2 separate regions of the Homo sapiens genome follow, and region 2 is linked to region 1. The links are chromatin contacts, found by Hi-C or POLR2A ChIA-PET in ENCODE. All regions are on one chromosome and are shown on one strand. The core of a region is the stretch at or near the end of the contact, and the rest is flanking DNA. Distances in the headings are between cores, read along the strand shown. Region 1 overlaps TPCN1 (two pore segment channel 1). Region 2 holds the start of PLBD2 (phospholipase B domain containing 2).

The links. A loop is a pair of places that touch in the nucleus more often than their neighbours do. ChIA-PET counts read pairs that join two places held with the same protein, here RNA polymerase II (POLR2A). Pooled maps may share reads with other maps.
Region 2: a pooled map shows a loop between it and region 1 (3-fold over the local background). The contact joins the promoter of PLBD2 here to the enhancer-like site in region 1. A Hi-C loop is called at or near these places in 7 of 50 pooled maps. POLR2A ChIA-PET finds 5 or more read pairs at or near these places in 4 of 52 experiments (AG04450, CD4-positive, alpha-beta T cell, T-cell and 1 more).

What each region holds. Positions count from the first base shown.
Region 1 is chr12:113,261,728-113,265,177 of GRCh38, forward strand. All of the region lies in intron 3 of TPCN1 (two pore segment channel 1), which reads left to right. Among named protein-coding and RNA genes, the nearest start is that of MIR6762, 28 kb to the right of the region's middle. RefSeq lists an enhancer at 219-398. Within about 2 kb of position 1,609, at least 2 of the 41 ENCODE cell types and tissues checked have a DNase peak (open chromatin) inside an H3K27ac peak, as active enhancers do.
Region 2 is chr12:113,356,801-113,360,250 of GRCh38, forward strand. It overlaps PLBD2 (phospholipase B domain containing 2), which reads left to right and starts at 1,787. Exons shown (of 12, transcript NM_173542.4): 1 at 1,787-2,090. The coding sequence starts at 1,801. It overlaps LOC105369989 (a long non-coding RNA gene), which reads right to left and starts at 2,710. Exons shown (of 3, transcript XR_945346.3): 1 at 2,530-2,710. RefSeq lists silencers at 1,601-2,100, 2,151-2,210 and an enhancer at 2,546-3,045.

The DNA of each region.
Region 1 (3,450 bases), core at 359-2,858:
TATTTAAATAGCTTTAAATTATATCAGGTAAATTATTCTAATTTACTTAACCTGATAATCTTGAATATTTTCCCTTATTGTAAATTATAGTCCAAGGACAATCTATACGTAGCACCCCCCACCCCCTTACATCTAGGATTATTTTACTAGGAAAGTAAAAGAAATGGAAATTCTAAGAAATGGAATTACCGGGTAGAAGGAATCAACAATTTTTAGGGCCTTGATGTTTCAGCATGGAATCCTCTGCACAGGAAGTATTTCCTCTTTACTGAGGGCCCCACTGGCGGTGACATTTTAACCTTAATCTTGCCAATCTTGTCACTATCAGATTTCAGTTTCTGGTTTGCATTGAGTAAGAGCTTGGATGAGGAAATAGACTTTTTCTTAAATGCATTCGAATCATAATTTTCCCTAATCTTTCTTATGTGAAGCAGCTCTCCACTGCAAGTATTTGTTTTGTCATTTAAAAAGGATTTAGTGAAATTCAAGCCTGGGCAACATGGCAGAACCCATCTCTGGTAAAAATACAAAAATTAGCCAGGCGTAGCATGTGTACCCTCTAGTTCTAGCCACTTGTGAGACTGAGGTGAAGGGATCGCCTGAGTCTGGGAAGTTGAGGCTCCAGTGAGCCGTGTTTGTGTCACTGCACTTCAGCCTGGGTGACAAAATGAGACCCTGTCTAAAAAAAAAAAAAAAAAAAGATTTAATGAAATTTAGACATTTGTTTGATGGTTGTTCAATCATCTGTTTCTCATATGTTCATGCAGCATCATATACACCTAAATGATCATGTTTTGTTTCAAATTAAGGCAACAGAATGTTTTAGGGAAATTGTCCCAAGCGCAGGCATACTTGTTAATGATCTAGCAGGGACATCTTATGCACATCACCTTCTCTGAGGCCGGATAAGAGCGTGGGATAGGTCAGAACACAGACTCAGAATGGTTGAAGCCCTAAGGATCCTGATCATTCCTTCCTTTCCTAAGCAGGTGAGGACATTGGTAATGAACATAGGAACTTTAAGGGGGCACCTGCTAATCTTTGTAACAAGCCTCTGAGGCTGTAGTGATCATCTCCCACTTTACAGATGTGGCAACTGAGACTCAGAGGGGCCAAATGATGCCCAAGGCCACCCAGCTAGGGAGTTGCAGAGCTCCACATTTAAACTGTTTAGCCTCCAGATGATGTTTTTTATTCTGTGTGCTATTGCATCACTTATGAACTGACCTTGTGCATCTCCTTGAAAATGGGCCATGTACTTGTGGGAAAAAGCAGTTATGGAACAGCTGGTGTTGTATGATCATTTTAAATTGATGTCATACAGCAGCATGTGCATGTGGGTATGTATGTGTACAGATATCCATACATATCTCAAAAATTGTTTAAATATTAAAGGTGATTATCTCTGGCTGATGGAATTTTTACTACCTTACAAATTTATATTGTTTAAATTATTTTACCAAAAATGCATTATTTTTAAAAAAATTAAAGAAAAACTTGGATTTCACAGTCATTCACGGCTGTTTCTAGAGGATGAGATGGCCTGTTTTTCTTGAGACAGACTCTCACTCCGTTGCCCGGGCTGGAGTATAGTGGTGCGACCTTGGCTCGCTGCAACCTCCTCCCAGGTTCAGGTGATTCTCCTGCCTCAGCCACCCAGGTAGCTGGAATTACAGGCACCTGCCGCCACACCAGGCTAATTTTTGTATTTTTAGTAGAGATGGGGTTTCACCATGTTGGTCAGGTTGGTCTCAAATTTATGACCTCAAGTGATCCACCTGCTTAAGCCTCCCAAAGTGCTGGGATTACAGGCATGAGCCTCTGTGCCCGGCTCAAGATGGCCTGCCTTTTCACGCTTGCAGCCAAGCTGCGGGTCCTGCAGTGAGCCAGGTTGCTGGTGTGCATGGATAATTGGCCCTCGCTGCTTTGAGGGTGTCTGGTGCCTGCAGTTTCCCCTCTTCCCACATTTTACCTGTTAACTCACTCATCCTCTGGAGCCACGTGCTCAGCAGTCCTGACGCCTTTGAAACAGTACTCATTTCTGTGTGGACTTGGACCCCAGGGAGCGGAGAGCAAAGGCCTAGAAATCGCTACAACTGGCCTTCCTTATTTTTCCAAATCTAGTTTATGATCAGCCAGGAAACAGGGCCGATATTCTCTGGGGTTTTCATCAGAATCCAGTGCCATGGGTGATATTTCCATCTGTTGGTGGAGACCTCATTACCCCCATCTCTTCTGGGACAACTCCAAGTCCTAGAGTTAAAATCTGAGCCCCATGTCAGTGGTTCTTCTAGCGAGACCTTCATTCCTGGTTATTTGTTGGAAGAAATTGCCCAAGAAATACATTTTTTTTTTTGGTTATTGAAACCAGAAGCTCCCCAGGCCACTGTGTGTGGCCCCCTGCCCACTGCTGTGGTCATGGAGGTGGTAGTGAAAACCACAGCCCTGCACAGAGCACAGAACTGTGTTCAACTTACCTTCTGTTGACTGCCAAGGTGTTTGCTCCCTTTGACATGCCTGCCCCTGCCGGGTTTGCTGCTGGGTCTGTGGTTTGTCTCGATTTTTTGCTAATGGGGCGAGCAGTTTATCCAGCTTCAGGGAAGTGACTCACTCACAGTCACTCTGCAAACTGCAGGCAGGGCCTTTCCCAGAATAAGTTTGTGAGAATGGGCCGAGCATGGTGGCTCACACCTGTAATCCCAGCACTTTGGGAGGCTGAGGTGGGCAGATCACTTGAGCTCAGGAGTTCGAGACCAGCCTGGGCAACATGGTGAAACACCATCTCTACTAAAAATACAAAAATTAGCCAGGTGTGGTGGTGCACGCCTGTCATTCCAGCTACCCGGGAGGCTGAGGCAAGAGAATTGCTTGAACCCAGGAGGCGGAGGTTGCAGTGAGCCAAGATTGCACCACTGCACTCCAGCCTGGGTGACAGAGCAAGACTCTGTCTCAAAAAAAAAGAAAAAAAAAAGTTGTTACATAACATATAAATATATCAAAATATCACATTGTACCCCATATACAATTATTATTTGTCAATTAAAACAAAGTAGGGTATGGGGAATCCTGAATTAAGTAAATGTATAGTAGCAATACGCCACTGTGCAGCTCTTTTTGTTTATTTTTTTGGAGACGGGGCCCAGGTTGGAGTATAGTGGTACAACTTTGGCTCACTGCAACCTCCACCTCCTGGGTTCAAGTGATTCCCCTGCCTCAGCCTCCCAAGTAGCTGGGACTACAGGCGCATGCCACCATACCCAGCTAATTTTTGTATTTTTAGTAGAGACGAGGTTTCACCATGTTGGCCAGGCCGGCCTCGAACTCCTGACCTCAGGTGATCCACCCGCCTCAGCCTCCCAAAGTGCTGGGATTACAGGCATGAGCCACTGCACCTGTTTTGGGTAGCTCTTGATGGGTGTTAAAGGGTCTGACTAGGCAGGGTTATTGGCT
Region 2 (3,450 bases), core at 537-3,036, 95 kb after region 1:
AAGTTTTCCTCTGCTTAGCAGCTCACTTCAAGGACAGTTATAAGATAACGCTGTCCGAAAAGCCAAGGCCAGAGGACTGGGCTCCAGACCCCGCCCTCCACCCCACCGCCCGCCTCCAGAGCAAGGTTGAAGGAAAAAAAAGAGAGAAAGACAAATTATTTTATTGCTATTCCTTTCCTTGGTCTCTTAAGCATGACTATGTTTTACAAACCTCTCTATTTAGCCAGTTCTTGTTTTACTTTTGATGCAGCTACAAGGCCACCAGCTATGCAAGGCCACAAGTTATGCACTATATGATTAACTACTTTTGTTTTACCTTTCTAAGCTTGCTTATAAAAACCCCACAATATCTTTGTTCTAGGCTCAGCTTTTTGGATGTGAATCCACTGAGCCAGTGCGTACGTTGAAATAAACATCCTCCTGTTCTCTCATATTGGTCTCTCCGTTCCTCAGTTTCCCACAACAGGACTACAGGTGTGCACCACCAAGCTCAGCTAATTTTTATATTTTATAGAGACAGAGTCTTGCCAGGTTTCCTAGGCTGGTCTCAAACTCCTGGGCTCAAGCATTCCTCCCACCTTGGCCACCCAAAGTGCTGTGATTACAGGCATGAACCACTCACCTGGCCTTCCCTCTCAAATTTTAAGAGTTCCTGATATATTATATGATATATGTTGAGATATATATACATATATATATGTAATGTATATATATGATATATGTTGCAAATAGTTTCTCCTGGTCTGTCAGATGTCTTTTGACTTTGCTTATTGAGTTTTTTGACATGAAAAAGTTAAAAAATTTATACAGTCAAATGCATTAATCTTTTATTGCATCTAGGTTTTTTTTTTTTTTTTTTTCTTTTGAGACAAGGTCTCATTCTGGTTGCTCAGGCTGGAGTGCAGTGGTGCAATCTCGACTCTCTGCAGCCTCGACCTTCCGGGCTCAGGTGATTTTCCTACCTCAGTCTCCCGAGTAGCTGGGACTATAGGCGCGCCTCACTGCGTCCGGCTACTTTTTTGTATTTTTAGTAGAGACGGGGGTTTCACCATGTTGCCCAGGCTGGTCTTGAACTCCTGAACTCGCCCGCCCTGGCCTCCTGGAGTGTTGGGATTACAGGCGTGAGCCACCGCGCCCGACGGCATCTAGGTTTTGAGTAGTAGTTAGACAGCTTTTTCCCACACACATGTAAAAAGGGTATTTGAGGGACAATGGGAAAAGTTGGAATAAAGACTGCATTAGATAACTGTATTAAATAAATGGCAAATACCATTAAATAAATCTGGCCGGGCGCGGTGGCTCACCCCTGTAATCCCAGCACTTTGGGAGGCTGAGGCAGGCGGATCACCTGAGGTCAGGAGTTCAAGACCAGCCTGGCCAACATGGCGAAACCCCGTCTGTACTGAAATTACATAAATCAGCTGGGCGTGGTGGTGCGCGCCTGTAATCCCACCTACTCAGGAGGATGAGGCAGGAGAATCGCTTGAACCCGGGAGGCGGAGGTGGCAATGAGCCGAGATCGCGTCACTGCACTCCAGTCTGGGCGACATATGGAGGTTTTGTCTTGTCTCAAAAAAAAAAAAAAAAAAAAACTTGGGGAAGTGTGCTAAACCGGGTTTGCGTAGGTGGAAGGGGCGGCCGGGCTCTTTAAGGTGGGTCCCGCCCCGTAGGCCTCCCCTCGCGCCAGCCCCTCCCATCCCGGAAAGGCTCAGCCCAAGCCCGGCCCCGCCCGCCCTCGGCCCCGCCCATGGCAGAGCGCAGTCACGTGACCCGGGCTGCGGGGCGCAGCATTGTGCGGTCATGGTGGGCCAGATGTACTGCTACCCCGGCAGCCACCTGGCCCGGGCGCTGACGCGGGCGCTGGCGCTGGCCCTGGTGCTGGCCCTGCTGGTCGGGCCGTTCCTGAGCGGCCTGGCGGGGGCGATCCCAGCGCCGGGGGGCCGCTGGGCGCGCGATGGGCAGGTCCCTCCAGCCTCCCGCAGCCGCTCGGTGCTCCTGGACGTCTCGGCGGGCCAGCTGCTTATGGTGGACGGACGCCACCCTGACGCCGTGGCCTGGGCCAACCTCACCAACGCCATCCGCGAGACTGGGTAAGGGTTGGCTTATCCCCACGCGGGGCCATCGGGGGAGGGGGATGCGTGGGCGCCGGACCTCGCCTGTTCCCGGGACCGGCCTCTTGCCGGGTGGGAACGCCCGTTTCTCTGGGGGTCAGCTACTCCCGAGGCTGCAGCACCGCCCTGCGGGCCAAGTACCCTGTTTGGGAGCTGGCTACTGCGGCATCCCTCACCTCATGGGGCCAGTCCCTTGCCTTCAGCCAGTGGTGACAGTACTTCTGTCCCCAAGAAGCCAGTTCCCTACCACCGAGGCCGCAGTGCCTGCATCTGGATCAGGTCCATGGCTGGTGGGTAAATTCTATCCTCACGGGGACCTGCTCCCTTCCCTAGACTTTGCCTCCTCACCCCATGGAGGCCAGCCCCCTGTCCCCAGGCCTGAGGGGTGATGAGAACTCAGCAGGAGACTAATTCTTACCTGCTTGGCTGTGGCTTGCTCGTGGGTGCCAGCACCCTGCCTCCCTTCCAGTGCCAGGTCAGCAGGACTGAACCTGGGTTCCAGGCTAGTCCAAAAGCAGAGGGTCCCTAAAGTCACATAGACCCATTTAGTATCCTGCTAGGGCTCTGCTCCTCCCTTGTCTTCTGTGTCCTGGTCCAAGGGGAAGTCCTTGGCTGGATGCCGTGTTTGGCAGCCATGCTCACCATCTTTATTGCTGGAACCCAGGCTGTCATTCTGATGTGTGAGTCTCACCTAACTCCTCCGCCTGTCTGGGCTCCCGTTTCCCCATCTGTGGCCCAGATTTTGAGGATGTGCTCTAGTTGGGTGGTCATGTGCTGCAAGTTCTGTACAAGGGCTTGTGCCCATTCATTTATTCATTACCCTGATGGTTGGCCTTAGGGACACAGCTGAGCAGCTGTCTCTACTCAGTGGGAAACACAGACAGCGATAGAAGAGAAATCAGAGTCAGTGGGAGTGGGAAGGATCAGCTTCAAAGCCTTGTCAGCAGGGCCCAGACGCTGGATCAGGCTGTGCTGGGGGATCCTAGGGAACCCGGGGTGCATCCGTCATATCCTAGTGTCCAGATGATGCTAGGGAACCCTAGCACTAGGATGTGCCCAGGATGTGGTCTGTGCTCAGACCACACTGCCCCCTGCAGCAGAAAGGGCCTCCTCCCACTTTAGCCCCTATCCATTTTACTGGCATCCATTGGCTTCTGCAGGTGTTAGGGAGACACAGGATGCCGAGGACACCCCCATTCTGGTGGCACTTGGGGGGTACATCAAGTAGACGTGAGATTTGGGGGAGATATTTGCACAGACACAGGGGCACTGGTTGGGGTAAATCTGGGAAGGCTCCCAGAGAGAGGAGGCCACAGAGTGAGCTGGCATCTGTGGAGGG